Regions from separate parts of the Mus musculus genome. Here region 1 is linked to region 2. Evidence: chromatin loops called from intact Hi-C (ENCODE). Cell type or tissue: left cerebral cortex. All regions are shown on one strand. Each heading gives the region's core, and the rest is flanking DNA. Links, peaks and the distances in the headings are about the cores only. Region 1 holds the start of Atp10a (ATPase, class V, type 10A). Region 2 overlaps Atp10a (ATPase, class V, type 10A).

Region 1 (16,055 bases), core at 4,315-12,314, 83 kb before region 2:
TCAAAAATTCAGGTGACAGCAGATGCTGTCAAGGATGTGGAGAAAGAGGAACACTCCTCCATTGTTGGTGGGATTGCAGGCTTGTACAACCACTCTGGAAATCAGTCTGGTGGTTCCTCAGAAAACTGGACATAGTACTACCGGAGGATCCAGCAATACCTCTCCTGGGCATATATCCAAAAGATGTCCCAACCGGTAAGAAGGACATATGCTCCACTATGTTCATAGCAGCCTTATTTATAATAGCCAGAAGCTGGAAAGAACCCAAATGTCCCTCAACAGAGGAATGGATACAAAAAATGTGGTACATCTACACAATGGAGTACTGCTCAGCTATTAAAAAGAATGAATTTATGAAATTCCTAGGCAAATGGATGGACCTGGAGGGCACCATCCTGAGTGAGGTAACACATTCACAAAGGAACTCACACAATATGTACTCACTGATAAGTGGATATTAGCCCAAAACCTAGGATACCCAAGATATAAGATACAATTTCCTAAACACATGAAACTCAAGAAGAATGAAGACTGAAGTGTGGACACTATGCCCCTCCTTAGAATTGGGAACAAAACACCCATGGAAGGAGTTACAGAGACAAAGTTTGGAGCTGAGACGAAAGGATGGACCATCTAGAGACTGCCATATCCAGGGATCCACCCCATAATCAGCTTCCAAACGCTGACACCATTGCATACACTAGCAAGATTTTCTTGAAAGGACCCCGATGTAGCTGTCTCTTGTGAGACTATGCCGGGGCCTAGCAAAGTGGATGCTCACAGTCAGCTATTGGATGGATCACAGGGCTCCCAATAGAGGAGCTAGAGAAAGTACCCAAGGAGCTAAAGGGATCTGCAACCCTATAGGTGGAACAACATTATGAACTAACCAGTAACCTGGAGCTCTTGACTCTAGCTGCATATGTATCAAAAGATGGCCTAGTCGGCAATCACTGGAAAGAGAGGCCCATTGGACACGCAAACTGTATATGCCCCAGTACAGGGGAACGCCAGGGCCAAAAAAATGGGAATGGGTGAGTAGGGAAGTGGGGGGGAGGGTATGGGGGACTTTTGGGATAGCATTGGAAATGTAATTGAGGAAAATATGTAATAAAAAATATTTAAAAAAAATCACACACACACACAAACCCTGCTCCCCAGTCTTCTACCTTTATGCAGATACCAAAGCCCTAGATTCTTAAAACTGTTATATTCAAAATGTCTAGTAGTTATTACAAAATATTGCATGCCCCGATATTTTAAATCACTCACAGACTTTTTTTCTAATACCCAATATTGCTGATATGCTATGGAAAGAGTTTGACTATATTGTTCAGAGAATAATAACAAAGAAATATATCTGTATGTGTTCAATGCAAATCTACTTTCCCCAAAATATTTTCTAGCTATGGTAGGTTGAATCTTGGAATACAAAATCTTTTGACAGGGGCAGGCTGATATACTTCCAAACTGCCTCCTAATTTATTGCCTTACCTGACCCTGCTGTGCTTAGCACCCATCCTCTATCTATTAAAAAAAGGACAAACCATTCCTCTTGTCCTTTGCTTTTGTCATGGGGGACCCATGCTTCTATGCAACTGCAGCAAATATAGATTCAAACCCTGTCCCTCACAAAGGGTAGCGAAACCCTGCGTGCTGACAACTCTGCTCTCTCCCACTCTTTCTTGCATATTGACTGGTTAACTCTCCTCTTAGACTTGACCTTCCTGTCTACCTCGGTTCCTGTGGCATCACCCTGTGGGAATGTGACAGTCAGCTCTAACCTGATGATACTGTGTTATTGCCTTCTCCCAAATAAACTGTTCTATCCCACTTATTAGAGATACTTCCCCTAGAGTGCTCAGACCTGTGTAATAATTTACATGCAAGTCCCCTGTGATGGCTAAAGCAACTTAATAAGGCACTAGTCATCCCTTAAGAGCTATTGACTGTTGCCCTGGAATGCTTGTGAGACCCTAGGGGCCTGCAGGTGAGATGAGAATGGGATAATGGTGTTTGTGCTATGAGGTATTTAACAGCTTGCTTTTTGCTTTTGTACACTCACTTATTGCTGTGGGACTGGGACGAGTGAACTTTTTATTACTATATTGTGGGAAAGAGAAACAGCTGAGGGGAGTAAAACAATTTTCATGTCCAGGTGTAGATTTCATAGATAACTGTAATGTACATCGTTGATACCCACCTTTGAGAACCCTTCCTTTAGCCCCCTTCAGCACAGCATGCTGATTGACTCTAAGGCTGCTAGCCTGCTCGAAGTAAGGATAGATTCAGTCAATTTAAATGTGAGTTGAGACTAAGTCTTTGGTCTTTCCCAGTAGATTTGAAAGCTACAACAGCCCCAACCTGACACATCAGATGACAGCTCCACTTTCAGCCGCTTGGCCATATGCAGTTCTTTCCTTGATATACTAACTAATATTAAATCCTCTTGCCCTAAGCAGCCCCCTTTCACCTCCACATAACCACCTGCCTGAGCCACTGTCCCCTATCTGCCCTGCAGTGACTTTTTGTTTGTTTGTTTGTTTTTCAAGACAGGGTTTCTCTGTGTAGCCCTAGCTGTCCTAGAACACACTCTGTAGACCAGGCTGGCCTTGAATTCAGAAATCCGACTGTCTCTGCCTCCCAAGTGCTGGGAGGGATTAAAGGCATGCTCCACCACTGCCCGGCTGTGACTTCTTACTATACTGCCCCCTTTGCTTCTACTCTGGTCCTTGAGTCACAAACCTGAGTCCAATGACATGCTTTTTTTGCTGAAAGGCCTCCCTTTGCACTTAATATTAAAGTCAAAATTCTCACCAGGATTTATATACCTATGTGATGTCACGTTTCTGCTCCCCTACTTAGCTCCAGACATACATCTCCCTGCTGGACCTAGACTCCTATGACTACCTATACTTGACATCTGCATCACTCCTAGCCTTGGTCAGGCTTGTATTTAGGGCTGTTGGAAAGTCTCCTTCCTGGCTTCTTTCCACGGAGGCAGCAGCTGCATGCTTATGTGTCCTGTGCTCTGTGCTCCAGCATGTTCATGTCTTCCTTCTAGGGATGACTACACTGGGATATGGTGATGTTCATGGGGTATTCTCATACTCCAGCACAGACTTGGGGAGGAGGAAGGACTGTGGGTTTCTGAATGAATGGCAGACAGAATCCTACCTGCGTCGATTTCAATTCTAGATCTGTCCTTCTCTGAGGCCTTTGTGCAGAATAATCTCCTGTCCCTGGTTCTACCACAGATTTTGCCTCATCCAGATTTTATGCCCTGTAGACTCCCTCTCACTTACCTCTCCTATACCCCTACAGGGTCCCACTTATGACTCTTGAGTGGTTCTCAAGATTTACTGTGGGTTGCATTCTCTTCCTGCTGGGATCTCAGTGCTGTAAGTATGTTTCTTGACTTGGACAGTTTTCCTTCTCATTCCTGCTGCCCACAACAATGCCAGGGTAAATACCAGTGATGAAAAGAGGCTTACTGGACAAGATGGGTTCAGTGATCTTCCCAGGACCCAGGACCCAGAACCCAGGTGCCATTAAAAAAGTACAGAGATTTGAGGGGCAAGCATTGGCCAGGCTACGTCACAGCCTTGTTTCTTGTCAAGTAAGCCTAAAGTCTATGCATTCGTCTGGTGGGCAACATCTAAGCTCAAAAGTCCCACAAAACCTGGGATTGTGTACATGTGTATGTGCATGCATGCATGCGTGTATGTGTGTGTAAGATGAGCTAAGACCAACTAGAAATACTGAATTTGGATTGGTTAAGAGTATGTGAGAGAAGATTCCAGACTGGTGGGGTAGTGTGACTCACAGAATCTTGGAATCTTAGCATGGAATGTAGACGGGGGGACACGGTCTGTTCTGAGAAGGGTAAGGAGGCCTCTCACCCTGGGGTTGGCAGGGACTAGAAGGTGCAGAGTTAAAGCATCTGGTGCCAGTTCCCCGAGGTCCTCAAGGGACCTTTGCCTGAGGAGTCAGCATTTGACTTTGAAAGCAACGGGGGATTCCTAGGAGCTTGAGGGTAAGGAAATGAAATAAAGTGCTCATGTGACTACATTGACAGTGGGGACTGAATGAAGCACAGATCTTAAAAGGGGGTCAACTGACTTGAAGGCTGTGGGGCAATCCTGGAATATCTGTAAAGACAAGCGACCGCCAAGGAATGAAGGAACTGGCCGACCTGGAACTCCACTAGGTTAGATGATGGAGTTGAAAGCAGAGTCAGGTGTTAAAGACTGGATTTTCTCCTAATCTTTGGCTTAGGATTGTCAACCCTGAGATGAGAGTTCTTTTGGGGGAAATGCAGACACTTTAGCCCAATGTTTTTCTTATCTTGGTTTCACCCTTCAAATTTGAACCTCTTACTGGGAGTGGATATTTGATAGGGAGGGAAATTTTCTCTTCTCTTCTCTTCTCTTCTCTTCTCTTCTCTTCTCTTCTCTTCTCTTCTCTTCTCTTCTCTTCTCTTCTCTCTCTTCCCTTCCCTTCCCTTCCCCTCTCCTCTCCTCTCCTCTCCTCTCCTCTCCTCTCCTCTTCCCTTTCATTCCTTCTCTCTTCCCTCCCTCCCTCCCTCCCTCCTTTCCTTCCTTCCTTCCTTCCTTCCTTCCTTCCTTCCTTCCTTCCTTCCTTCCTTCCTTCCGTAGCTGTTACTTTACTCTTCTAATGCTGGATTCTATTGACTACTATGGGCTTGGTCAAGGATGATAACCTCCAATAGCTGGGTAGCATGTGAACCAAGGAGCACAAGGTTGGACACCCAAAAAGAGGGATAGGAAAAGACAAGTGATTTTTCAGTAAAGCCAGATCAGGACCCTCAGAGGAAGTACCCAAAGCTAGCAAATGGTGCTGAGGTAGGGAGAGAAAGGAAGGACTAGCCTGTTAAAGGAAGAGGCTAAGGTCCTCAAATCTGAACACAAAGTACCCCAAAGTTATTTCTCATTTATTTGCCAGCCATGCTCTCCTAGACCACAAATATCCCCATTTCTCATCTCTGTATCTGTAAAGAGGCACACGGAGTGGAAGTTGTGGGCCCCTACTTCACCTGTAGTATGCTTCCCAGCTCCTTCCAAAGTCACCTTCAATTTCCCAATATTCAATGTATGTAAACTCCTCTCTCCCATCAACAGGAAAGGAACCCTTTGCTCACATTCCCTCAGCTGCCCATCAGGCTCCCTCTCTGCCCAGTCTTTTTCTAGATCTCTAGAACAAAACTGCCCTAGGGAATCTCAGTCCTTGTTTACCAGGCAGGGAAACAGTGACCCAAATGTTTCTTTGGATCTATATTATAATCTTCTCTTCTATGAAGAAATTTAAAAAAAAGTCCTATTTGGGGAACAAAGAATGTTGAAGGTAATTCTAGAAAAAGAAAATTTCCAGTTCACCAAAAAATTATATCTGAAAGTAAGTGCAAGCTGGAGGGTAGGGTGTTTTTTTGTTTTTTTTTTTGTTTTGTTTTTTTTTGGGGGGGGGGACAGAAATAGTGACTTTATGGAGAGTACTTAGGTGGCAATGCGCTTTTCAAAACATAATTTGGAAACTGGAAAATCGGTATACTAAGGATTCTGGGTTTAACTTCAAATGACCCAGCCTTGAGGAGGTCCTAAACCAGCTCTCCAGACAACATTTCCTGGTCCTGGATCAAGTCTGTCTGCTCTAGTTAGAGCGCGCGGGCTAGGAGGGGATGGGGCGAACTGATACTCAGTCTTCCTCTCTTAGTGGCACAGTGAGTTTGCAAACTCTCTGGGACTAAACTGGATGCCTCAGAGAAACGAAAGTAAAGCTCTCTAAAGTTTCCAGCGCGGGCTCTTTTTGTTTCCCGCTATCCGCCCAATCTGAATCTGGGCGCTGAGTGAGGGCGGGGCAGAGGAGCCACCTCGGCGGAAACCGCCCAGGCCGCCTGGGTGGCGGGAGGGGACTGCGAGGGGAAGAGCGCCGAGCCGGCCCGCGACCTCCTGCCCGCGGGGACTAGTAGACCTGGAAGTCTGGACAGGCTGCGCGGGCTGGGCGGGGCTCGGCACGCTGACTGTGGTGTCTGTGCGTCCCGCAGGAGGGGAGTCCGCGCTGCCGCGCCCGGGCGGCGGGCGATGATCACCTAGGAGGCTGGCGCGAGCGGCAGAGGAGCCGGGCGCGGCGACACGCGGCCATGGAGCGGGAGCTCCCGGCGGCCGAAGAGTCCGCATCCTCGGGATGGCGGCGGCCGCGAAGAAGGCGCTGGGAGGGCAGGACGCGCACGGTGCGCTCCAACCTGCTACCGCCTCTGGGCACCGAGGACTCCACGATCGGAGCCCCCAAGGGCGAGCGGCTGCTGATGCGCGGCTGCATCCAGCACCTGGCCGACAACCGCCTCAAGACCACCAAGTACACGCTGCTGTCCTTCTTGCCCAAGAATCTCTTCGAGCAGTTCCACCGCCTAGCCAATGTGTACTTCGTCTTCATCGCGCTGCTCAACTTTGTGCCGGCTGTGAACGCCTTCCAGCCGGGCCTGGCACTGGCGCCTGTGCTCTTCATTCTGGCGGTCACAGCCATCAAAGACCTGTGGGAGGACTACAGCCGACACCGCTCGGACCATGAAATCAACCACCTGGGCTGCCTTGTCTTCAGCAGGTGAGCCAAACTGAGCATCCGAAAAAAGGGTGTTGAGTGTGACTTGCACGAGTCCAGGATGGCCCGCGGAGTAGCCTGGGCCAGGTGAAAATCATTCATCCTCAAAGATGCAGGGGTGCACACAGGTCCCCTGTTCCAGATTAGCACTAAACTTAATTTCTAAACTAGAACGAACCAATGGTTGGCATCTGGTTGCACGTGTTTAGTTTCATCCACATCTGCCCTTACCCTATGCCTAGAATATGATCACCTGAAGTCCTGGCCTCAATCCTTGGCCAAGTCACCATGGCATTTAACACACAGGAATTTATAGCTTGGTCTTAGATAATAGATGTTTTGGGACAAAAAGTTCTGATTCATCGGGCACAGATTAGATTGAAGGTCAGGCAAAAACAACAGTCCATCCATTTAAGTTAGCTATGATCCCGCCACAGTCTGGGTACCATTTTTTAGTCTCCTTGCTCCTTCTCCCTGACCCTGCCGGTGCCCCTCTCTCTCCCTCTGTCCTCCTTTGCCTCTCCTTTTCTTAGGCTTCTTCTTTCTCCACCTTGCTGCAGTGTTTTTGAGATAGGATCTCAATGTAGCTCAGGGTGATGACCTAGTGATGAGCTTCCTTCCTTAGTTTCCCCAGTGCTGGGACATGCCACGAGCCATCTTTTCCTTCCTTCCTTCTTTCCTTCCTTCCTTCCTTCCTTCCTTCCTTCCTTCCACCCCCCCTCTTTTTCCTTTCTCTTTCTTTCCTTCTCTCTCTTTTTCTCTTTCATTAGTTCTTTTTAAAATTAATTAGTTAATTAATTTATTTTTCACTCCAGATTTTATTCCCCTCCTGGTTACCCTTCGACTTTTCCACATCCCATACCTTCTCCCACCCTTTCTCCACAAGGATGTCCCCACCCCTCACCCCACCAGACCTCTAAATTTCATGGGGCCTTCCAGTCTCTTGAGGGTTAAGTGCATCTTTTCTGATTGAACCCAGACCCAGCAGTCCTCTGCTGTATATGTGTTGGGGGCCTCATATCAGCTGGTGTAGGCTGCCTGGTTGGTGGTCCAGTGTCTGAAAGATCTCGGGGGTCCAAGTTAATTGGGAAATTGGGACTTCTAGTCCTCCTACAGGGTAGCCCTCTTCCTCAGCTTCTTCCAGGTTTTCCCTAATTCAACCACAGGGACCAGCAGCTTCTCCTTCCTTCTTCTTCTTTTTTTTTTTGTTTTTTGTTTTTTGTTTTGTTTTCTGAGACAATTTCTTTATGTAACCCTGTCTGACCCACAACTCACTCAGTAGGCCAGGCTGGCTTCTAATTCAGAGATCTACCTTCCTCTGCCTCCTGAGTGCTGGGGTTAAGGGTGTGGGCCACCACTATCCCCCTCTGGCCAAAACTTGTTTCCAGTGGAAAAGAGACCTTGAGGGGCTGCTTCCCAGGTTGGTGACCTGAGAGTTACTTCCTTCTGATGGAAGTCATCTCTCAGAACCCCAAGGCTCTGATGTGAGCCAGGGTTTCCTGGTGAACTTTCTCCCTTTATTCCCCACCTGGATATCCACATGGAGGTAGATCACCTTTGGAGCTCTCTGTTCATCAGCTGGAGCACCCCTGAAGAAAATGATGTCTTGGCCATCATTTGTAGTTCAGTTCATTGTTTGTCTCTGGCTTACCTTGTTGGACATGGCTTCCTAGTTGGATGATATTCTTCATGTTCAGTTTTTTTTTTTTTTTTCTTTTTTCGAGACTGGGTTTCTCTGTATAGTCCTGGCTGTCCTGGAACTTACTTTGTAGACCAGGCTGGCCTCGAACTCAGAAATCCGCCTGCCTCTGCCTCCCGAGTGCTGGGATTAAAGGTGTGCGCCACCACTGCCCCAGCTCATGTTCAGTTTTCACCATGCCTGAAAACACCCTAAGAAGCCCTGCTTTTCAGTGGCAAGTTGAGCCTTGAACATATGAGTGATGATGTTGAACTTATCCCTTGGGATAACTTAGAGGACTGGACATCCTTTTCTCTATACGAGAGTTTTCTGTTTTGTTTTTGATATGGGTCCATGTTGTGTTGCCTAGGTCAACTTGAATGTTTTGACTGCCTGAGCAGTGTTAAGGTTCTGAGAGGTTAAGTAACTTGTAGCTACTGCAGAGTGGTCTGAGCCTCAAACAGGTTTCTCACATTCCTATGCTTGCGGTTTTTAGACTTTTTGTAAGAACCACTGGCACTTTTTTTTTTTTTCTAAAGTATCACATCTTCAATGTGTTAGGCTTAGCAGATTTGGGAATAGGCCCAGGAATGAGTATGAAATAGCAAAGATGTGATGCTTATGTGATGGCCCACATTTGCGTAAGGCCCGGTGCTTGCTCTGGAGAGGCGCTCATTGGCTAGTCACCAGACATGATGACGTGGATGGGAAGGGCTATGGAATTTCCTGAATCCTGTGCACCAGAAGCCTCAGCAAGCCAGTGTGGAATCTTCATACAAAGCCCTCAGTGTCTCCAACTCTAGGCAACCGTGTGTCTGTCCTCTGCACACGTCAAGGTGGGGCTCTAACAAGTCTCTGCATCTGGGAATGTGTATTTCCCACTTCTATCCAGCCTGCCATTCCAGTAGCCTCCTTTTCAAAAATACTTTAGCTTTAGGAAATAGTTTATTTTCTGTTGGCAGAGTGTGGCCCATTTGTCATTTGCCGCCCCATTCTGTGGATGAGAAAACAGAGGCAGAGAACTGACATTGTAAACCCACATCTACTGAAGTTCAGGTTTCCAGTTGGTTCCTGAGCATTTAGTACAGCCTTCAAAGAGGCCTATGATATTCCCCATACTCCCTGCCTCTAAGTTAATTTCTTAGTTTCCCTTGGAAGTTTTCCTTCTCCTCCAGGGAAGGAACTGGGTAGTTTGTGGGCTTGAGAGAGATGGTATGTGTATGTGGAGCCTTACCTCAGGTATCTTACCTCCATCTTTGACCTTTCATCATTCCAATGCAGAAGTCCCCTCCCCCCCTCCTTTATCACTTCCGTACTGTGGGAAGAGCTGTAGGCTTATGCCCCACTTCTCTTCCTTGTTATGGGAAGACAGGTCAAATTCTTCCATTCTGTGAAGTTTGGGATTGATATTATCGGGCCCTTTGTGTGAAAGGAGGAGGAAGCTGAGTTCCATCCAGGGCTGCTGTTAGGGCCCTGAGCGAGGCCCTAGGCTGGGCTCTTAATCCTGAGAAGCAGAGTGATTACTAGGAAACACCTCTTAGAGAAGAAGATAGGTAAGGATCTGGAGTTGCCATGTAAGGACCAGAGAGGGATGTGACCAGAGATGTGCAGAGGCTGTGGGTGCTGCAGATCAGTGATGGTGGAAATGGAGTAGCACATGGGCCAGGGCATAGGGAGACCAAGAATGAATTATAAGGCATATGGAGTGAAGACGGATATGAACCTTGACTCATGGGTCACCGAATTCAGTGGGCTCAGGAAGAGACCTCGGTTAGGTCACTCTGACTAGTACCTTGGTAAGCACAGGAAGCCACAGGCTACTGTAAAATGTGGAAGTCTGTCTTCTCTTGTGCCTATTCCAGGTGCCATGTTTCAGTTACAGTGCAAATGAGGTATTTATTCAATCAGATCTGTTCTCTCTCTCTTTCTTTCTCTCTCTCTCTCCATCCCTCTCTCTCTCTCTCTTTCTCTCTCCCTCTCTCTCACTCTCTCTTTCTCTCTCTCTCTCTCTCTCTCTCTCTCTCTCTCTCTCTCTCTCTCTCTCTCTCTGTGTATGTGTCTCACTCTCTCTCTGTGTTTGAGATGTGTAATCTTAGTCTGGTGCCCAGGCTTGCTCTGACTTCTGGGCTCAAGTAACCCATCTGCCTCAGTCATTGAGTAGCTGGGACGATGGGTGAGAGCCAATACTTTGAGCTCAAAGCATAAAAGCCCTTACCCAGGTCCTTGTCCTTGAAGGTGAATTAATGACATGTCACTCTTCATATGGCATTTTGTATTTCTGCTGCCCAGTCACAGGGCTCTTGAGCTCCTTGCGCCGAGGATCCTCTATAGTGCTTGCCAGGAGTGCAGCTTCCTAGGCTATGCCTTTTAAGCAGTCACTGTCTATGTTCTGAACACGTTTTATCCTCTACTGGATTGCAGACTCTATTTAGGGAGATCCCCTGAGCCACACTTAATGGGCTTGAGAAATATCTGTCTCTGGGACAGGGGTTGAGAGAGCGGGATAGCCCACATTAGCGTATGTTCTGGTAGGAGTCCAGGGCAAGAGTCCCAGCAATGTATAGCTGATAGCAATCTACAGATGAAGTGTCCAACAGGGATTATGTGGGTACCAATTACCAAGTATGCTTCAATACCTTATGTGAAGAGTGTAGATCTTTGCATCAAACTCTCTCTCTCTCACATACACACACATACCCTGGTTACTTTAAATCAACTCTAGATGACTTAATACATTGGAAATACTATGTAAGGAGTTGTTCTTTTGCATTGTTTAGGCTTAATTCTAGGTTGGTTGGGCCCTTAGATGTGTAACCTGCAGGTATGGAGGGTTGGCTGTGCGGTAAAGGAACAGAAGAACCCACCCTTTAACTATTGTCTGGACGGTGATCAGTGTAGCTTATCAAAAGGACACAGCTGTGGATAGACAAGTCAGAAAGAAAGAAAAAGAGAAAGAAAGAAAGAAAGAAAGAAAGAAAGAAAGAAAGGAAGGAAGGAAGGAAGGAAGGAAGGAAGGAAGAAAGAAAGAAAGAAAGAAAGAAAGAAAGAAAGAAAGAAAAGAAAGAAAGAAAAGAAAAAAGAGGTTTTGCCTGACCCTAGGTAGGACGATGTTTATTCACAAAGATGGGCATCTTGTCACTCATGTATGAGATGGCCAAAATGTCTCCAAGGGAAGGTGGGAGGTGGCCTCTTATGGGGTGAAAGTGACTTCCGTAGTCTGCAAGAGAAGCTGAAGTATAGACCTTCAGCAGTAAACCAACATTTCTAACTATGAGAGGATATAAAGAAATGCAGGACAGGGGTGTTATAACTGCTTTCTGATGAAGAGAGTCTTTGTTAGAGTGGGTACCTCAGAGTCCTCTGGTCATGTAGCTGGGGGTGTGTCTTAACTTGATTGGCTATGCTGGATCAGGTGATTTTCATCCTCCATTCCTAAAGAGACCCTGGAAATAGTTATGAGAGGCCCCCAAGCAGATGGTTTGCTTACAGAATCAGAGATTTCCTGGGAAGTTGGAGGGATAGGGAAGAATAGAGGAGAGAGAGAGTGTTCATAGAGTTGATTCAGGGTGACAGTGACTGATCCCATTGGCAGGATTGTTCCACCAAAATGAGCTAGCAGAAGTAGCAGGGAGCTACAAAGCATCAGAGGAGAAAATAGAGGGCTAGTGTAAAAAATTGACAGGGTAAAAGGATGAAGGTTCCTTTTAGCCAGAGTGTTGCCACCGCATCTAAAAGGTCTTTTTTTTTCAGATATTTTAGGAATATATGGATCTTTTGTAGGGAGATAGGTATTGGGAGAGCTTATATGGTACATTTTCTTTGGGTAGAGAGTGAAGTTCCGAAGGGAAACATTTAAAAGACAGGGTAAAATCATAGGTATGAGGATAATAAGGAGAAAGACAGAGTGGGAGGGTGCCAGAGTAATTCTTGCCTGGTTCCTGTGTCTTTAGATTCCATTTCAAACCAGGGTTTGCTGGCCCGGAAGCAGCAATGTTTGAGGAGGACATAGATTCCCATCCTTAGCAGTAGTTGGATATAGTGCCTTTTACTTTCGGAGTACTGTATCAGACAAGGAGTCAAGGTGGTCCTGAAGGATGTTAAGCTGATCTGAGCTAGTGAGACAGAGAGGTTAATCTATGCAAAAAAGGCTCCAGTCTAGCTGTTGTCATTCTGAGTCCCCAAATCAATGTCTAGAGTGGCAAGAAGAGCAATGAGTTGGCCTGACCATGCCTCATTAGGCCCTTTTTAGTGGTCACCGAACTGTTTTATCTCTTGGTAACTGTTTCAAGGGTGACAGTAGGGTGATAAGGGAAGCAGCAATTAAGAGTGTCTCAGAGGAGGGTCCATGCAAGGGGTTATGATAAAACTTAATAGTTGACAGAGATATAGAACATAAATCAGGAGATAATAACTGTACAACTTTGTGGGGAATATTAAGAGACAAGGTTATATGAGAAAAATGTTTACATCAAGATTAACATGAGTTAAAATCGGTTGTACAATTGACCTTATACCCAAGTTCTATACAAGTTCTATAATTAGCTGTTTGTTAACATCAGACTCCTGTAAGTAAGGAACAAGAAACAAGCTCTTTGGAAGCTTTGTAAATAAAGTCAGCATCCAAGGAATGAATCTGAATAGAAAGTGTCTGTCTTAGTTAGGATTTTAGTGCCGTGAAGAGACAACATGACCAGAGCATTTCTTACAAAGGAAAACATTTAATTGGGGCTGGCTTGCAGTTTCAGAGGTTCAGTTATGGTGGGAAGCATTCCAGTCTGACATGGTGCTGGAGAAGCTGAGAGTTCTACATCTTGATTCATAGGCAGCAGAAAGAAATTGTATGCCAGACTGGGCCTAGCTTGAACATAGGAGACCTCAAAGCCTGTCCCCACAGTGACACACTTTCTCTAATAAGGACACACCTACTCAACAAGGTACTACCTCCTAATAACAACACTTCCTATGGGCCAAGACTTAAACATATGAGTCTGGGGGCCATATCTATTCATACCACAACAATGGTTAAGTGGTATTTTTTGCTTTCCCATATGATGAACTTTGTATATTTGTTTTAAATATTATTAAATATTAACAATACCAGCTATTATTTAATGAACAAAACCAGACACAATTTGATAAGCTAAATATTTTAAAATTTGGAACTGTCACCTTAAATGATCATACCATACCATAGTATTTGAAAACATGGCAATACATATTTTGCTATCATCAAATTGTTAAACCCAAGGTTATATAGTAAATACATTTTATATGTCAAGCTGTGAAAAGAGTTAATGTAATTTTAAGTTGTATTCTCCCAAAAGAAATTATTTTCAATTTCCATTTTAAAAGTATACTCCCAGAGATAGTGACTGCCTTGCTTTTTCCTCAACAGTTACTTTTCGAGAACACTCTAGAACAGTGGTTCTCAACTCCCTTAATGCCATAACCCTTAATACACCTTATATTATGGTGACTCCCAACCAGAAAATTATTTCATTGCTACTTCATAATTGTAAGTTCGCTACTTTCTAGGAATTGTAATGTAAATATTTAACATGGAGAATATCTGATATATGACCCCTGTGAAAGGTCATTCGATCCCCAAGGGATTGAAACTCACAGCTTTAGAACCAGTGAACATCCTAGAGCATCCCAAGTCACTACCCAAGTCAGTGGCTACCATGTGAAGAGTAAATTATTTACTTTACAAAAATTTTCAAAACTAAGCCCACTAAGAGAACCTTTTTTAAAAATCTACCTTCCCATTCCATACACTCGGCCAACAGATGAAAACAATCAGTCATATAACGTCTGTAATAAAGAATTTACCTTACAGATTGAATTAACAAAGAAGGCTAAAGCCAACTCTTTACTCCTTTTGTCTACAGGCAAATCTTTAGGTCTTCATGTCCTGACAACAGTAAGCGTATTTCTTAATACCTTCCTGCTTAAAATTAGACTGCCTGTTTAGAGGCATAATTTGTAAAGCAAAATAACAAAATTAAATTAGTATTGGCTTTTGGAATGTTTTAGAAAACATCCATAGCATCATTGCCAAACTCTTTGTACTACTTGGATCATATGTTATTCTACAAATAAAACTGTCAAAGATACTATTTTGGTATTCTGAAGGATTTTCCAAAACTGTGAGTTTGATGACCAAGTATTTGGGATTCTCCTTTAATGAGGGGCCTTGGATGGTTAGGTTATTGTCCCTGAAATTAGCTTTTCTTAAGAGGAAGAACTGAATGCCAGGGTAAAGAGCATGACAAATTGAACTATCATGTGGTCTCATGTTAGTTAGGTGGTAGGCTTAGGTACAAGGCTGCCCTGGTCACAGCATCCCTTTATGTCAATTTGGGAAATACTGAGAGCAGAGTCATTGCTATTTGCCTCTCTGTTGTTTGAGGCATTTACAGTGTGGGTGCAGAATCTGAGATCCTCCACTGGGCCAGAGAATCCACCCCTCTGTCATGTGAGACATGGCATGTAATTCGTCTTTAGATAAGGAGGTTTTATTTTTGGTCTTTTTCTCCCCTGCTTTGGCCTACACGACCTATGCATCAGAGGCAGAAGCAGCCAACTTCTGGCAGATCTTATTCCCGTGCCTCTTTGTCCTGTAATGAAGCTATCATGCAATGTACTCTGGAAGGATAGGTCCAAGAACTGCCTGAGCCCAGGACTTTCCTGGGGGATATGTTCTATGGAGGTGTGGTGAGGTGTGGAGGAAGGAGTTGCCTTAGTGGGCCCATGCTGAGGCATTCCTTCCCCCCCCAAGGGACCAGTCACAGGACAATATAGTATAGAATAGAGTTTATTCAGAGCATGGAGAGGGGAATCAAAAGTGTTGTAGAGGCAGAGAAAGACAGAGAGAGTAGGGGAGTAGAGGAGTAGAGGCCAGCCATGAGCCCATGGAGAGGGGTAAAGGGATTGGGAGACAGGGGCAAGGAAAAGCAAGAACAAGAGAAAGCAAGAGAGCGAGGAAGGGGCAAGCAGCCCTTTTTATAGTGGGTCAGGCCTACCTGGCTGTTGCCAGGTAACTGTGGGGCGGAGCATACCTGGCTGTTGCCAGGTAACTGTGAGGTGGAGCTTGCCTGTCGCCAGGTAACTGTGGGTGGAGCTTAGACAGAATGTTAACACTCATTTAGACTTAACTTTGACAACATACACAGGATACTCTATGATGGGAGATAACAGAAAACTATATAATAGCAATAAAAGTTAGCCTCTCCACGCTTGTCTACCCTCTCAGATTAAGGAATGATAGTTTCCTGCTGAAGGACTACACTTCTTAGCATCCTTTGTGGACTACAGAAGGCTTTTCTGCCCCATATAAGGGACCTTCTCTTGTGTGTGTTGTGGTCACCTGCACTTGTGGGCGATAAGATGCCCCTTCAGTATGAGTAAGGTCAGGCTAAGCCTCTTTCTTTCCTACTCCTGTCTTTAAACAGCTGTCTTTTAAAATCAATCTAACACACTAGAACCAGCATTCTCATCCCTTCAGCTGTAGGCAACAGATCTCCATAGACAAACCTCCCTAGGCAACAGTGACTGAGGAGTATATCATAAATGAGCCCCACTGTGCATGGAGCCCTGGTGCTAGGTTCGACATCCCTTCTTATACAAACCCTACCTAAGTCATCACTTACTTCCCTACATCTTATCTGAGTTATCTTTTTTTTTCCTGCTACAGGGGATTAAACCTAGTTTTACACATTCTAAGTGTTCTACAACTGAGATACACTTCTGTGCTTGACTT
Region 2 (16,055 bases), core at 3,551-11,550:
AGCAACAAACCACTGAGTCTATTTAGTGTTGTTCCTGTGTACATGTGTTAAGGGATGATTACTTCGGATTGGATGATAACCTATCAGGGAGCTCACCATTGGAGAAAGTTGAAATTCTCTTTCAGCTGTCACTGATTGCTTGCAGCTCTTGTGGGATTTCTCCCATCTTCATCAGTACACCCACTGGTGTTGTCATGATGCATGTCTTATTTAAGCATCCATGTTTTTAAGATGTTATGGGTGCCAACTTCCTTGTCATGTCTAGGTAACACTGTTTTGCTGCCCGTATCTTAGTCTTCTGGTTTACAATATTTCCACCTCCTTTCCAATATGTCTTGAGCCTTATATGTAAAGAGTACATTGTAAATATATCAGGTGCGGCTGGCTGAACATACCACAGTCACTTATTCTGTGCAGTCTGATGAGTTATGCATTCTGTAATGGTCTCCATTTGTTCTCTGTAATGGTCACCATTTGTTGTAAAAAGAAGCTTCTTTGGTGAGGAATTAAAGCTACCCTTATCTGTAGGTTTAACAGTAAGTATTTAGAACAGTTAGAAAGTTAATTGGTTTAGAAAAGAGGCAGAAAGTTAGCCTCTAGGGCAGTGGTTCTCAACCTGTGGGTCTCAACCCCATTGAGGGAGAAGTATAAGGACCCTTTAACAGAAGTCATCATTTAAGACTATCAGAAAACATGTTTCCATTATTCTTCATAACATTAGCAAAATAATAGTTATGAAGTAGCAACAAAAACAATTTTGCTTGGGGGGGGGTCAGTATAACATGAGAAACTATATTAAAGAGATCCAGCATTAAGATGGTTGAAAAGCACTGCTCTAGGGTCTAGGATATCTCCAGCCATCAGTAGTTGATGAATGTCAAGAAACACACACACATATTCTCTCTTGTAATTGCTCTCTGAACTTTCCTTGGGTTGACAGTTTTCAGTTAGTTGAATCTTGGTGTGCCTGGCTAACAGAAGAGCTGGTTGTCATTCCTCTGGAGTGACTATGATTTATGATGTGTGACCACATCCCAGCTCATGCTTCACAGCTGTACACTGTCAAGTCCCTTTGTTTATGTGTCATTTCACCCTCTGGTGAACCACACTTCCTTTCATGACATAATTCTTTCTCAGGAGTGGACATTGTAAACCTATGTGATGGGCATATTTCTTGTTTACTGCTTGGTATATATAGACTATGGAGCTGCCTGGGAGAGAGAAGAGGGGAAAAGAAGAAAGGAGAAAATGGAATAAGAGGAAAAGGGAGCAGAGAGGAAGGGCTGGAGGGCCCTAGCCTTGGTGTAGGAGTTAGAGATGACATGTGTTGGTTTTATGGCTGTGTAATAAAAGTCACACATATAAGCCGCTAAACACCATACAAACATGATCTCATCACACTTTCTATGGCCAGCAGGGATTAGCTGTATTGTCTGCTCCGAGTCTTGCCAGCTGTCCTCATATAGGAGGTTCCAAGGTGTACTGGCTAGTTTTGTGTCAACTTGACACAGCTGGAGTTATCGCAGAGAAAGGAGCTTCAGTTGAGGAAATGCCTCCATGAGATCCAACTGTAAGGCATTTTCTCAATTAGTGATCAAGGGGGAAAGGCCCCTTGTGGGTGGGACCATCTCTGGGCTGGTAGTCTTGGTTCTATAAGAAAGCAGGCTGAGCAAGCCAGGAGAGGCAAGCCAGTAAAGAACATCCCTCCGTGGCTTCTGTATCAGCTCCTGCTCCCTGACCTGTTTGAGTTCCAGTCCTGACTTCCTTTGGTGATGAACAGTAGCATGGAAGTGTAAGCCGAATAAACCCTTTCCTCCCCAACTTGCTTCTTGGTCATGATGTTTGTGCAGGAATAGAAACCCTGACTAAGACACAAGGCTTCTGCATTTAGAAAGTTTTCTTGTCCACCTCTTCCCATTGGGTAGGTCTGGGCTGTAATTAGACAGACCCCACAAAAAATTACAAGGAAATTTAATGCCCATTGTAAGGGACTAAAAGGTGGGACACTGATCAATTAATTCTCTTACCAAAAAAGGATGGAGTGATGGGTGATGGAGTGTCACTTCTATGTGCTGTCTCATAGCTACCCATTTCTGGGTAGGGTGGGGACGGGCACAGGGAATCTTAGTGTGATTAGTGGGCCATACAGTTCCCTAGGCTAAACATAGTAAGTCTATATATCATTACACTGGACATAAATGGAAGCATGTATTGTTGTATGGGGTGTATGATCAACTACATGGGCTTGATTGGTACAGCCCACAGGATGCTCTCTAGTGATTGTGTCTCTCTTTGTGTTTATATTCGAGGATAGAAGCTACATTTAAATCTTACTTTATAATGGCCATTGCTGCACTTTGTGCATCATTGGTTTGGTGGATCTTGAAGTAGTAAAACATAAGAAAATAGAGGTGTAAAATGGAGGAAGAGCCAGGAGTGGTGGTGTGTACCTGCAGTTCCAGCTACTTTAGTTTCTGCGGTAGGGTCATTTGAGTCCAGAAGTTTGAGGCCAGCTTGGGCAACAAAGCCTCTGTATCAAGAGACCGTGACCCAGACTGAGACAGATGAGAGGAGAGAGACAGGGAAGGGAAACACAAGAATCCGAAGGCGGCACCTGTAGCCCTTGAAGTTCGTGGGGATTTCCTCAAATCCAGTGTGGAATTTAAGACAGTTGGATATATTCACAGCCAGCTCCTTACACTGTATACAAAACATCCAAGAAACAGTTAAAAGTGACATTTGTGTTGGATTAGAAGTTTGCTTTTCCCAGTGGTCATATGGATGACATAGTGAGCACATTCTGAAGGCTACAGAGGTTGGTAACTGTAGTTGGTGTCATGGGTTTCTTCTTGATTCAGTGGGGAGAATGGACCTGGCCTCATGTCCATTTTTGCAGACCAGATCCTGAATTGTGGCTTTGCTCAGAGATCACTCCCCCCCCCCCCCCCCCGCAAGAGCTCTAAGACAACCCAATGTCTTGTTAAACAGGTGCAATATAATTCTAGTTTAAAGTTTTTTAAATGATGTTCTTTTTAGTTCTTGTAAATAAACATAACATAAAGATTGCCAGTACAGTTAAGTTACATTTTGAAATAAAGAAAAATGGCATATGACAAAAATCTGCCATTGTGACCATTTTAAATGTATACATTGGTAGCATTAATGAAGCTGTGCAGGGCAACCATCATCACTATTTTCATAACTTTGCCATCACCAGGTAGCAACTATATCAATGAAGAAATATTTTTGTCCTCCCCCAGTCTTTTCTTTATTAAATATTTTCTTCATTTACATTTCAAATGCTATCCCAAAAGTCCCCTATACCCTCCCCCCACCCTGCTCCCCTACCCACCCACTCCCACTTCTTGGCCCTGGCATCCCCCTGTACTGGGGCATATAAAGTTTGCAAGACCAAGGGGCCTCTCTTCCCAATGATGGCTGACTAGTCCATCTTCTGCCACATATGCAGCTAGAGACATGAGCTCTGGGGGATACTGATTAGTTCATATTGTTGTTCCACTTATAGGGTTGCAGACCCCTTCAGCTCCTTGGTCCCCCAGTCTTTGGTAACTCTTTTGTCCTCTGTACATATGCCTGCTTGAAGTCCCTTATGAGTGGAGGGATGAGATAGTCCTTTTGAGAATCATTACTTCACTAGCACAACATCTTCAAGGTTCACCTGCATTCTAGCTTTCTTTGGGTAATATTCCTCTGTATGTGCACTGTATTTGTCTGCCTGTTCATCAGTGGGAGGATGGGTTGATTCTACATGTTGGCTGTTGTCATACCACAATGAACACAGGTGATCTGTAGGAATCTTTGCTTTCTCTTCTTTGGGGTACAGGACTGGGCATAGTCATTTTGACTACTTTCAAGTGAAGAAGCACATGGCATATATGGTACCCACAGTGTTGAACTCCCACATCATTGTCTCTAGCTCCTGAACATTTTGTCAACCCAAAAGCACCCTCCTCGATCATTAAGCAGTCACTCTTCATCTCCCTCCTTCCAGCACAGTAGCTTTCCACAATCAGTCCCTATAGTTCTGTCTATTCTGGCCAATTCCAACAGTGATGCACAGTTATAGCTTTCATCTTGTTTTTTTTTTTTTTTCTTTAAATAACTTTTTATAGTGAAAAAAGTAGAAAAAATTTAAATGACTCTCAAGTACTCATTGGCCAAATTCAGCATAGTTGGATTTTGTCAACCATGTTAATCGAAGTCTCTCACTAGGGAAGAAAAGAAGTATGTGAATCGATACTGGAAAGAAATCCGAGTGGGCGACTTTGTCCGTCTTTGCTGCAATGAAATCATACCTGCGGACATTTTGCTGCTGTCATCCAGTGACCCTGACGGGTTGTGCCACATCGAGACTGCTAACCTGGATGGAGAGACCAACCTGAAGCGGCGCCAAGTGGTCCGTGGCTTCTCGGAGCTTGTAAGTGGTCTGCATTCTCAGAGCACCACAGGCATCTGTCTCGTCTGAAAGCCTCTGTTATTGGGCTGGACCAATTTTCCTAGTAACTCAGAGTCTGATAGCCCTTCTTCATGCCTAAGCCCATGCTTAACCTGTTCCTGTGTGGATTGGGCTTTTTCCGACTGTGATTTCCAGTGTACACTTAATGAGTTTCTCAGAATGATATTTAGTCTTTGAAGAATTCTGAGGGGACATTCTGAAACAGTCAGCGTTTACTGAGTCCTTGTTCTAGGTCACCAAATGGCAGCATAGCAGAATCACGACCTGTTCTTACGTAGGTTGGGAACATTATCTCTTCAAAGGACCTGTTCAGTTCAGCCTCGGGGCTTCCAAAGTTGAGCTCTGCCTCTGATGTGTTAAACAACAGCTAAGAATGGGGTTGAGTGGGGAATAGGAATGGGAGGTTTTACCCACAAACAAGCTAAAAAATCCCAAAGGGGTTTTGCCATGCATGTTCTTAATAAGGGTTGCCCCTTCTAAGCCTATGCAGGGACATCCAGTGCTAACACTGAATGAAATCATGAGACACAAGTCCCCAGACACCGGAACTGTCTAAAAGGAAGTGAGGAAACCTCCTCCTGACCATACCTACTCTGTCTCACATTGCCTGTCTGAGTCAGTCCTTCAGGTCTGGCCATTGCATGTACTGAGGACGCTTTGAAAAGTAGTCGAAGGAAGTGAGTACTGCATTCAAAGAAGATGTCATTGGAGATTCCTTCTGCCACATGGCGTCATCCTACCCACTTGCCTAGGAGATGTGGTTTAGAAGCATAGTCCATGGGGCCTGGTTTTAGCAACTGGCCTTGTTTGATAGTTTATGGATCTGAAGGAAGGTGGAGCAGTCATTGTGGATGAAGTGATTCCTTGATCAGGATTGCTGAGGGTCTAGGAGCCCTGCCTCCCACTCTTGCAATATCTTGCAGTTTATTTCATTCACCATCGCTGGCAGAGATGCCACTTCACACTCTGAGAAGAAGGCCTCAAAGAGAGATTAATGCTGAGACCTGTGGCAGGAGTGTTTGAGCCAGCTGCCTCCATGGATGTCACTTTATTACAAGTCTTTGCCTTGGTGTCCTGCTCTTTCCTGTTTCCATCACAATTTTCCCGCTTAAGACTAAGAAACAAAAACAACAAAAAACCTCTTTGATTGTCTACCAAATATATTTTGTGAAACCATAGACATAAAATTTCAAAATTACTGTATTGTAATGGTGCATGTTTATAATCAGGGCTGATGGAAACTGAGGCAGGAGAGGGACAGCTCAAAGCGCAGATGGGCTATGTAAGAAGACATCATTGAAAACAAAATAACCATGAGAAACTTAATGTATATGTATAAACATATATAGAGTACTACATATATACATATATGTACACCCCCTACATATACATACACATATACATACCAGACAAAAGTACACATTCATTTGTTTAAGTGGAACACTTTTATCCAGGGACAGGAAGTCTACCAAACCTGTTTGTTAGGGGCTCTTCCATGCAATTTCTGACCTTGCCTGATAATTATGCTTTCTGATGGTAGTTGTGTGAGACCACGTGCAGGGCAGTGTGTTAAGTCTTAGCAGTAAGCCAGGCTTATGCCTATTAGCCTGGGCCTACCTGGCTTCTCTGTCCTAGAACATGAAACTCCTGCCTTCTCTTCAGGAGACAAGTAGATGATGTGTGGGGAGATAACACTGTGCAGCAATGACAGTTGCAAAGGACACAAGTCCCCTTCCAGTTTTCAGTGTCTCACCAGGAGGAAGGAAGAGGTGGGGCCCGGTACAACGAGCAGCACAGAAGTAGTGCAGTGTGTAGAGGATGAGGCAGACCTAAGTGAGCACGTGTGAGTATCTGAAATTGAGGGAAAGATGATGATATGTAGAGCCAAGAGTATAGTGGCCATGTTTAGCATGGTGGTAGGGATGGACACGGACTGACTCCTTAGCTAACTCCAAAGAACTTAATCATTTCATGTCTTTTATTCTTCAACTTCTGAACTCTTCTAAACCCCTCTTATTTCTCAAGCAGCAACTGTGACACTTTGTAGCTTCATCATGTTTCCTATAAACAAGTCAGATGTAAGTGGGATGCTTAAGATTCAAAGTTGGTATGATGGGTAATCTTTTTAATTTGATGGGCTAGGGAATCTCCATGGAAACAAATCTTTGAGATGTCTGTGAGGGATTATGTGGTTCACTGAAGTGAGAGACCCAGCTTAGCTGTGGGTAATACCATCCCTGGCCTGGGATTCTGGACTGACTAGAAAGGAGACAGCAAGCCCAGCACAAGCATCCCTCATGCTCCACTTCCTGACTCTGGATGTCGTGTGTGTGTGACTAAGCTGCTTCATGTATCTGCTGCCATGATGGCCATGACTGCCATGGTAGACTGTATCTGTAGAAGGGCAGAGATAAACCCTCAAGCTGCTGTCTGTCATGTGCCTGTCACAGCAGGAAAAGTAACTAATACAGAAGGTTGTTCTCTATCACCCTCTAGGGAGACTTGAGGAAGCAAATAGAACTGAGTCATAATCTAGTCAAATTAGGTCACACTAACAATTTAGGGAACTCTGACTTCTTATTAATGGTTTCTTGGACAGCAGCAAAATTCTTCAAGATGTATACACATTTTGGTTTTCATATTGATGTATTTTTTTCATTTTCATGATTAATATTGACATACTATAATTCTGAAATTTATGTATTTATTTCCTTTATTGAAAGTAAAAAGCCATAAGTCTTTGGTTCTAAATGTCCAACAACTGACAAGACAAGTGTCTCATAGCAGCATTACAATGCAAGTTCTCTGTATTTAAGTGTTTGTTTTTGCTTGCTTGTTTCTTTTGTTTTTAAGCCATAGAAAGATGAAGAATGAACCCAATCTTGATTTATATAAGAGTCACAGAAATATTTTACCCATTTGATAGATAGTAAATTGGAAGGAGTAGACTGCAGGAAAACTTAAATTAGAAGGGATTTTTATGTCTGTATTTCTTTAATAACCAATGACCTTGCCATTTCCACAGGGGAGGAGTGTGTCATCAGAGTCCAGTCAGGAGACAAGTCACACATGATTGCACCAGAGAAAGTCTATCAAGGACTTTTATGTGTTCTTGTGGTGGTAGTAATGGAGCACAGGATGCCTGTCTCACTGGCCAGGTATTCTGCTGTTGAAGCGAAAACTGCAGTGCCACACAGGAAGCAAATGTAATCTGGGATAAGGCTGATGGGTAGAGGAGTGGCTGTTGCAAGCATCAGGTCTAAGACAAAACACAGCCTTCTCTACTCAGGGCACTTCCATAGCCTATGGTGGTGGGGAGGGCTAATGAGGAACTGTAATTTTGGAACTCACTGGAAATGTACCACAGAGGATCATAGAGAGCTGCCAAGCTTGGATACCACGGGACCCTCTGATCACTGGCCACTGGGGAGGCTACACTATGTGTTCTTGAGGTGGACAGCCCTGGCAGCTGCAGTGAGCCATAATCAAGACAGGCAGATGCTTTCTAGACATTTGTGCCACGGAGCCCTAGCCTTTGAGCCTAGCTCAGAGAAGTTTTTCAGTTTTATTATCCTGAAATAAATCATGGAGAAAGTGACTAGTGACTTGAAGTGGCCCAAACAATGTCTTTCTCCACTTCCCCTACTCCTGAAACTTGGATTTAGTCATTTACTCCTCCACCTCCCACCAGTGCCCTCTACTGACAATGTAGAATTTAGCATCTCTCTTACACTGTCATTCATGTAAGATGAAGTGTTCATCTGTTGAGAGACTAACAAAGAGGTCTACCCGCTGATGCTTCTGTTAGGGCCTAATACTGGAGAAAGTAGCCATCTTCAGCAGTCAAGGATGTTTCTAGAAAGAGGACCTTGAACATAATCTGAATGTTAGAAGGAATATTAAGACACTAGCTCTCTGTGGCAGTCACACAGACCTACACACACCCTGAAGTGGAAATGTGTTTGTTCAGTGACGATGACTGAATAAAACTGAACATGGTCGAGGGGCTATAGAATGGGTAGGAGGTGATGGTCATGCCCCACTCAGACCTAATATATGGGTGAGGGTCCAGACTGGGCAGATGGCTCCATCATCAAGCTCTGTCAAAGGAAACTTAAGAGTTTTTGACTTAAAGAGAAATGTTTCATTTAAAACTTGGAATTTAATGATAGCATCCAAGAATTCAGAAAGGAATTCCAGTGTGAAAAATTACATTCCTATTTGCGCATCACATTTGTTATGGTCTCTTATAATGCCTTTGCCGTTGAGATCCAGTAAACACTATTTTTAAAATTTTTCATGCTCTAAAACAATGAATTCTATGAAATAATGATCATCTCATTGTGTTACCAGTGTGAAATAAATAAGGCAAATGCAGATACTCTACCTACCATATTTAAAACTGCTGGTCCAGGTGGAGCTGGAACAAGCAGGTACTGTCTGAACCATCAGGGAGGGGTCAGAAGCATTCAGGATTTCTCTGGGTTTTCCAACCATTCACACAGACCTGCAGGCCTAGCCTGAAGCTGTGTCAATTCCACTGAAGCCCAGGGAAGAAGTTCTAGCTCACCAGTAATAGTTGTATGCACAGCTCTGCAGAATAAGGTATTCTCTAAGCATTACAAGTCATATACAACTTTGCAGATGTTAACACAATTCAACAAATATTTATAGAGCATCTGTTAAGCATCAAAGGTGCATTAATCAAAACTAGAAGCATTTTCTTCTGGCATTCGTATTATCTATGTAAGGAAGTGAATGGGGTGGAAGGTGGAAATAAAACAGAAGTAGAGTCATGAAACTTGGGGGTGGGGGTGGGGGTGGGTTGGAATTTCAGATGATGGTGGGAAGAGGAGGGCAGGCCAGTCCAGAGGCTGCCTCTGTTGGAGAAGAGCCCTCTATGAGTGGTTTCTTTGTCAGTTGATTTACTAAAGCTATGTGTTCTGATGGTTTTTCTTAAGTGGATCTGCTGTCCCACTTGATAATAAGTTTCTGTTTATAAGTGGGTGTGATTGTATATGTTTTTACGTGTGTCTGTACACAAGAATGTGTGTACAGAAGTATGCACAAATATTTGCAGTACTTTTGTATTGTAGTATTAGAGAAGAGATCTGGTTATGTAGCTCAGGTTAACTTCAGGCTTGTGACCTTCCTGCGTTAGCTTCATTAAATGCTGAAATTACAGGCATGTGTTAGCACACCTGACTTGTATTACTTTTAAATTTACAGAATGGTAAATAATCTTTTCTGCACCGATAACGTGTTCTAGAAACAGTGGGTCTCTCAGATAATGATCTGAGGAACAGGGCCTGCAGTCTTGTCGTTGACACGCCTGCGGATGCAGGCTGTAGGTCAGTGTGCTCAGATTCTCCATCCACTGCAGAGTGGACTTAAGAACACTCTGCTCTTTGTTGAAGGGGCCCTTTCTGCTGTCATCTGTCTCTCAGTTGTTTTGTGAGCAAAGTGTCCTATGGGCAGAAACTTCTCCATGCCCATAGAACATAGCTGGGACCAGCTCACTGCATTTTACTTATAGCCATTGTTTCTGAGGTCTACAGGTGTACCTCTGCATTTCTCCACATGGTTTGTTTAGTTTGCATGTGGCCTCCAAGAGAAAAGCTATGTTTCAGTTCTCACTGTGGTGAGAGCGTGTCTTGGAGTGTCACCCATCCACAGGTAGATAGAGGAGGTGGAAGCTGTGAGATGGGGATGCAAAGCAGACCTTACAAGGCATGAAATTGACTTCAAGAAAAGCTGTCACCTACGCAGGTGTGGATGGAATTGTGCTATCTGACAGGATCAATCTGGGATTCAATAGTGAGATGAATTCAGAGCCTTCCACTTTATTTATGCTAATGAATGACTCATGTGCTGCAGAGTGACTTAAGGGCCCCTTGAGAATCTTAACTAATCTGAGACTGGGACAAATCTAAACTTCTCTAGCCCGTCAGATTCAGTAAAGCAATTTTTAGTCACTCATACTAAAGTGTATGTGTCAGAATGCCTTACTCCCCACTGTTCCTCACCTACTAAAGGCCAAGAAATGTGGGTGTCACTGACTGATGAGAAGTGGCCTCCCCTAAGCTCCAAAGTCAGTTACATGGAAATATCAGAGGAAAGGTTCATAGGTCTGGAATTGGCCCAGAGCCCTTTAAAGATATTCTCTCTGTGTCTTTGTCTTTGTCTCTGTCTCTGTCTCTCTATCTCTGTCTGTCTCTCCATCTCCGTCTCCGTCTCTGTCTCTGTCTCTCTCCTTCACTAGTGGACACTTAGGGTGTATGAAGCCCTGAGATCAACAACCAGTAATTCAATATGCTTCCCACTTCCACTCCAAAGATTCAACTAAGTGAAAATGTCGAATTTAAACTTTGTCTTCGAGTTAAAAGAACAAATAGTTCTTGTTTACCTGGCGTGACTGACTTTCATCAGTGGCACCTGTCATGGGCTGAAAGTAAGCTTTTCATTGTGTGGAGAGAAAGGCTAACTTAGGTCAACTTCAAAGGCTTACACATCTACGTTTGTTTTGGACAAAACATCAAATGGTTGGTTGGTTTGCTCATCCGGCCTTTATCAAGTACGAGGAGCCTTGACCACCAAGCAGGAAATTCTCCAGAGTAGACTCTGAAGCCTGTGTTTTTTCCTTGGCTCAGGAGATCCTATGTACTGTGGACTGTTGTCATTTCCCTTAGAAAGGCTGGAACGGGATTTTTCAGGGTCAGAGTCTAAGACTGTTAAAGCATCAGAAATCAAAGCCCCCCCCCCCCTTTTGGTGGAGGGGGTGGGAAAGAGAATCTGGAGTTCTCGCTCATCCTCAGCCCCATAGTGAATTTGAGGCTAGCCTGGGCTCCTTGTCTTTCACTGAAACACATGATTAAGATAACCAAATAGGCTTATTTGATTTATCATTTAGGAGGAGTCAGTTCATGAGCTATTGGTTGAGTAGATGCAGTAGGAGCACAGACTGAACAAACTCACTCACACATGGCCAGAAAGAGAAGAGGGAGAGGAAGGGGTCAGTGGTCCCATTGTTCCCCAGTGACTTCTCCCAACTGGCCCAATGTCTTATAGATTCTATCAGGTTCCAATGGCATCACTGTAACATCTAGGGGATACGTACAGTCTACACTGTGACATTTTCTGATAAAGTGGCAAGATACCTTCACCCTTTAGCAGTGCCAGCTATACTCCCTTCACCCACTGGGTGCTGCACCCTTTCCCAGGTGTGCACTGACATTTTAATTTTTTACTTATACTGAAAATACAATACATTTCATACAATATATCCAGATTATGGCTTTACTTCCGCCTACGTCTCCCAGTTCCTCCCTATCTTTCCTCCCACCCAGACTCAGACCCTCGCAGATCCTTGGTAGAAAACAAACAAGCATATAAAGAACAATAACAAAATACAATAAGCTAAAACAAAGCAAACCAGTAGGGATAGCACAAAACGGGGGAAAAAAGACCCAAAGAAAAAGCACAAGAGGATGCAGAGGCACAGGTTTGCATACACGCAATCCCATGGAGACATAAAGTGGGAAGCCAAAACTATATATGCAAAGGACCTATAAAGGTTTTTTTGTTGTTGTTGTTGTTGGTTATTTTATTTTATTTTTTAAAAAGATGCTCTGACTCAACATTATGAGACAAAGACCCTCCCCAAATGCCACTGAACTCATTTTTGTTGGCTGTCTACTTCTGAGCATGGGGCCTGCCCTTAAGAGTGTTTTGTTTCTTCAGTGAGACTCCCTTTGAGAAAAACTAATTTTTTTCAAATAGTTGGAGATAGATTTTGGGTCAGTAATGTGTACATTTCTCTTTTCAGCTCTGGGAGCCCACCTGGTGCGGACCCATGCAGGCCCTGTGCACGCTGCCGCAGTCTCTGAGTTTTTATGCGCATCTCTTGTGCTGTGCTTGGAAGGCCATATTTCCTTGTTCTCCATTCACTTTGGCTCACACACTTTCCACCTCCTCTTCCACCAAGTTCCATGAGCCTTGAGATTTGTTGTTGAGGGATTTGTTGGAGGCATCCCATTTATTGTGGAGGATTTCAAGGTCTCTTATTCTCTGCATATTTTCTGGCTCTGGGTTTCTGTATTCATTCCCATTTGCTAAAGGAGAAAGCGTCTCTGATGGCTGAGCAAGGCACTGATCTTACTCATAGATTCCCATGGGACTCTATTAACCAGCAACTCAATTAGATGTAGCCAAGTCCAGACTGGGAACTTTCTTTGGTAATGAGACATGTTCAGTTGGACTCTCTCCCGCCTATTATTTGGTGATATCATTTAAATCTCCATTATATATTTATATACAGTAGGAAGCTTCTACTATATTAGGATTCTCTATGAGCCCTCACATGGCCCTTAGTTTTAGCATCCCTCTCTGTATTTCCTCTCTTGCTCTCTCTTTCCTCCTTCCCCCATTTGATCTTCCCATTTCACTCCCCCATCTACAAGTCCATCCTTAACTATCTATTCTTATTCCTAGGAAGATACAGCCTTCCTCTCTACCTCCTTACTCTGTACCTAGCCTCAGTGATTATATGGTTTGTAATTTATCAATGACTTAACAACTAGCATCCACATATAGGAGGATGCATACTATATTTGTCTTTCTGGGTCTAGGTTAGCTCACTCAGGATGATTTTTCTAGTAACATGTATTTACCCATGAATTTCATGATTTCATTTTTAAACAGTGAGTGTAATAGTCCCTTGTGTAAATGTATCTCATTTTCTTTATCCTTTCATCTATTGATGGACATCTAGTTTTCTTCTAGTTTCTAGCTATTATGAGGAGAGCCACAAAAAAACAAAACAAAACAAAAAGTTAAAAAAAAAAAAAAAACAAAAACCAAAAGGAAACCATGGTTGAGCAAGTGTTTTTTGCAACAGAATGAAAGTTCCTTTGAGTATATACTCAAGAGTAGTATGGCTGGATCTTGAGGTAAACCCTTTCCCAGCTTCCAGAGGAACCTCCAGCCTGAGTTCCCTAGTTGCTGTACAAGTTTGGATGAATACTCTCCTTACTCTACATTGCTGCCTGCATGACTTGCTATTTCTTATATTGATCTTGGCCATTCTGTCTGATGTGAGATGAAATCTCAAAAGTGTTTTGATTTACACTTCCCTGATGACCAACGATGTTAACCATTTCTTTAAGGGTTTCTCAGTCATTTGAATTTCTCCTTTTGAGATTTCTGTTTAGATCTATACACTATTTTTAAATTTGGTTGTTTTCTTGATGTTCAGGTTTTTTTTTTTTTGAGTTCTTTATATATTTTGGATATTGATCCTCTGTAGAAGGTGGAGTTGGTAAAAAATGTGTAGCCTGTACCTTTGAATGGTGGTGTCCTTTGGTGTACGTAGCTTTTTAGTTTCACTAACACATTAACTGTTGATCTGAGTACATATGCGAATGGAATTCTGTTCAGGAAGTCTTTTCTTGTGCTAATGACTTCAAGACTATTGTACATTTTGGTCCTCTGGAACCTAAGTGCTGCCAACTCTTTCAACATAGACTAAGCAACATAGAAACTCACCCGTTAAGTCTTAACAGAAAATGTCCAGCGGAATGGAGGAGAAAGGCAGCTTGTGTCTTGCCAAGAGAAAGTGATGCCTCATATGAAGGTATGAATGATACTCTTGGCTCATATCCCAGCTTCTAGACCGCAGGGCCCAGCACTGCTCAGTCATCTCTGCTCATTTTCACTTTCGGTCTGGAGGAGCTAGGAGTAGAGACACCTGCTGACGTGTTTCAGCTGCCAGATCTAAGGGTTTTTACAGCTCTAGTTATGGGCAGCATAGCTGAGGTCTCCTACACACATATTTTAGACTACTAAAATCAAGAATTACACATTCTGGAACTTAAACCTGAATTTATTTTCTCAGTCCTGGAGACTGGACGTTAGGGGTCAAGGTAGGGTTGGCTAGGGCTTGGTAGGGTTGGCTCCATCTGAGCTGCTCTCTTCAGTTTGTGGGTAGCCATTTCTTTAGTCTTCACTGGTTCTTTCCTCTGTGACCTCATCTCCTGTCTTTATAAGGAGACAGTCACAATGGGTCAGGGCCTACTCTAACACTCCATTTTAACTCACATCTTCAAAGGCTTGTTCCATGTATACAGTCATATTTGGTAGTTCTGCATAGGACTTTGAAAGAGGCACAATTCAACCATCAGTGTATTTTCAGAGGGAACTTTACTCCATGTGCAGTGTCAGTCACATTGGTCATCTCCATGAGCTCATTCAAGCTCACTCTGCTCCCAGAGGTGGAAAGTGCCTTTTCTTGATGAATTTCCGGCCGGAAAAATCAGCAATAGTAGAAGAGAACCTTGGCTCAGTAATATATGGCTCCATTCTTCCAGAAAGCTGACTGTCTGTGTATTAATGTGCTAATTACTAAAATCTGGGAATGACAGGGCATCATAAGGAGCCAGAATCTGTGATGGAACAATATTCAGAACTTGTGCTACATGGATTTATTTGTTTGTTTGTTTTTAGAGATGTGTTAAATGTCAAGCTATTAGTTGCCAAGACAGAAGAATCTTTTTCCTCAAGTTTTTTGTTTTTTTTTTTTCTTTTTTTTTTTTTTCTGTAGAAATAGTGAAAGAACACCTTTCAACCCCTGGCTAGAATATACTTTTTATTATAGGATTTCCTTGAGGGAAGACTAATTTCCACTGGAAGAGATATCTTGTGTTTCCCAAGTTGGTGTTTGTTTTACATTACAAAAAGAGCCGGGCCTTGGTTTGCTTTGTTCCCACAGTTAATGAAAAAATAGCAAGCACAGATCTGCTGAGAGTCCGTTTAGAAGCCTGACCTTGTGTTGGAGGTGGGCAGGGTGCTGCTGGACTGGAGGAGTGGGGCACATCTATGGCTTGGGCCCCTGCTTTTCTGCCGCATTATAAGCCTGTATTTCTAAGACTGCATCTGTGAAATAACTGCATCAGAAAGCATGAGCACTGTTTTAAGCAAAGGGAACAATTTTCCTCTGATTGCACTGTCCACCCAATGTCCTCAGTTAACTGTGGCACGAGCACTGGGAAAGGTTTAGTTCTGACCTCTCTCCACTCTCCTGGGCTGGGTCTTGACTGACAGCGTTTTATTAGTGGTCTAGTCACTTCCCGATCAAGCTCAGTCCTGCCTCTGAAGTCTCTCTGACCCTGTGTGTTCAGGTACACGTTCCCTGAAATGGTGGCCACTGTTTACCTGTACACACGAGCTACTGCTAGTGCAATCAGAACGTGATCCTCACCAGGACCCAGCAGGCTTATTGAGTCCATGTAGCAGGACTCAATGAGCCTGCTCTTGCTCCTTCGCCTGCTTGCTGCGTGAGACTGAGTATCTGCTAGACTTCCATTCACAGCTGCGACTGAACCATTGTTGGGAATTGGGCTGCCAACTGTAAGTCATCAATAAATTCCTTTACTATTTAGAGACTATCCATAAATTCTGTGACTCTAGAGAAACCTGACTAATACAGAGTAATAGTAGAATAGACCTTTTGACCCACTATTGTGAGGTAGGTCATGTCCTAAGATTTCCCTGGGTTCTAAAGGGTCCATGCTTGAAGCACTGT

The links. A loop is a pair of places that touch in the nucleus more often than their neighbours do. Peaks named below come from ENCODE experiments on the same cell type or tissue, not always from the same donor. Only the 100,000 strongest peaks of a DNase experiment are listed, where the experiment ranks them.
Region 1: a loop joins it to region 2, with 2.1 times the contacts of the local background. A loop is called at or near these places in 7 of 42 quality-filtered maps.

What each region holds. Positions count from the first base shown.
Region 1 is chr7:58,652,298-58,668,352 of GRCm38, forward strand. It overlaps Atp10a (ATPase, class V, type 10A), which reads left to right and starts at 5,905. Exons shown (of 21, transcript NM_009728.2): 1 at 5,905-6,618. The coding sequence starts at 6,158. In left cerebral cortex, for the core only: no CTCF peak of the experiment used is centred there; DNase peaks (open chromatin) are centred at 6,072 and 8,951; H3K4me3 peaks cover 2,277 bases; H3K27ac peaks cover 1,019 bases.
Region 2 is chr7:58,735,959-58,752,013 of GRCm38, forward strand. It overlaps Atp10a (ATPase, class V, type 10A), which reads left to right. Exons shown (of 21, transcript NM_009728.2): 2 at 4,234-4,438. Among named protein-coding and RNA genes, the nearest start is that of Gm39019, 13 kb to the left of the region's middle. In left cerebral cortex, for the core only: a CTCF peak has its summit at 8,178 (motif pointing left); a DNase peak (open chromatin) is centred at 8,181; H3K27ac peaks cover 1,362 bases.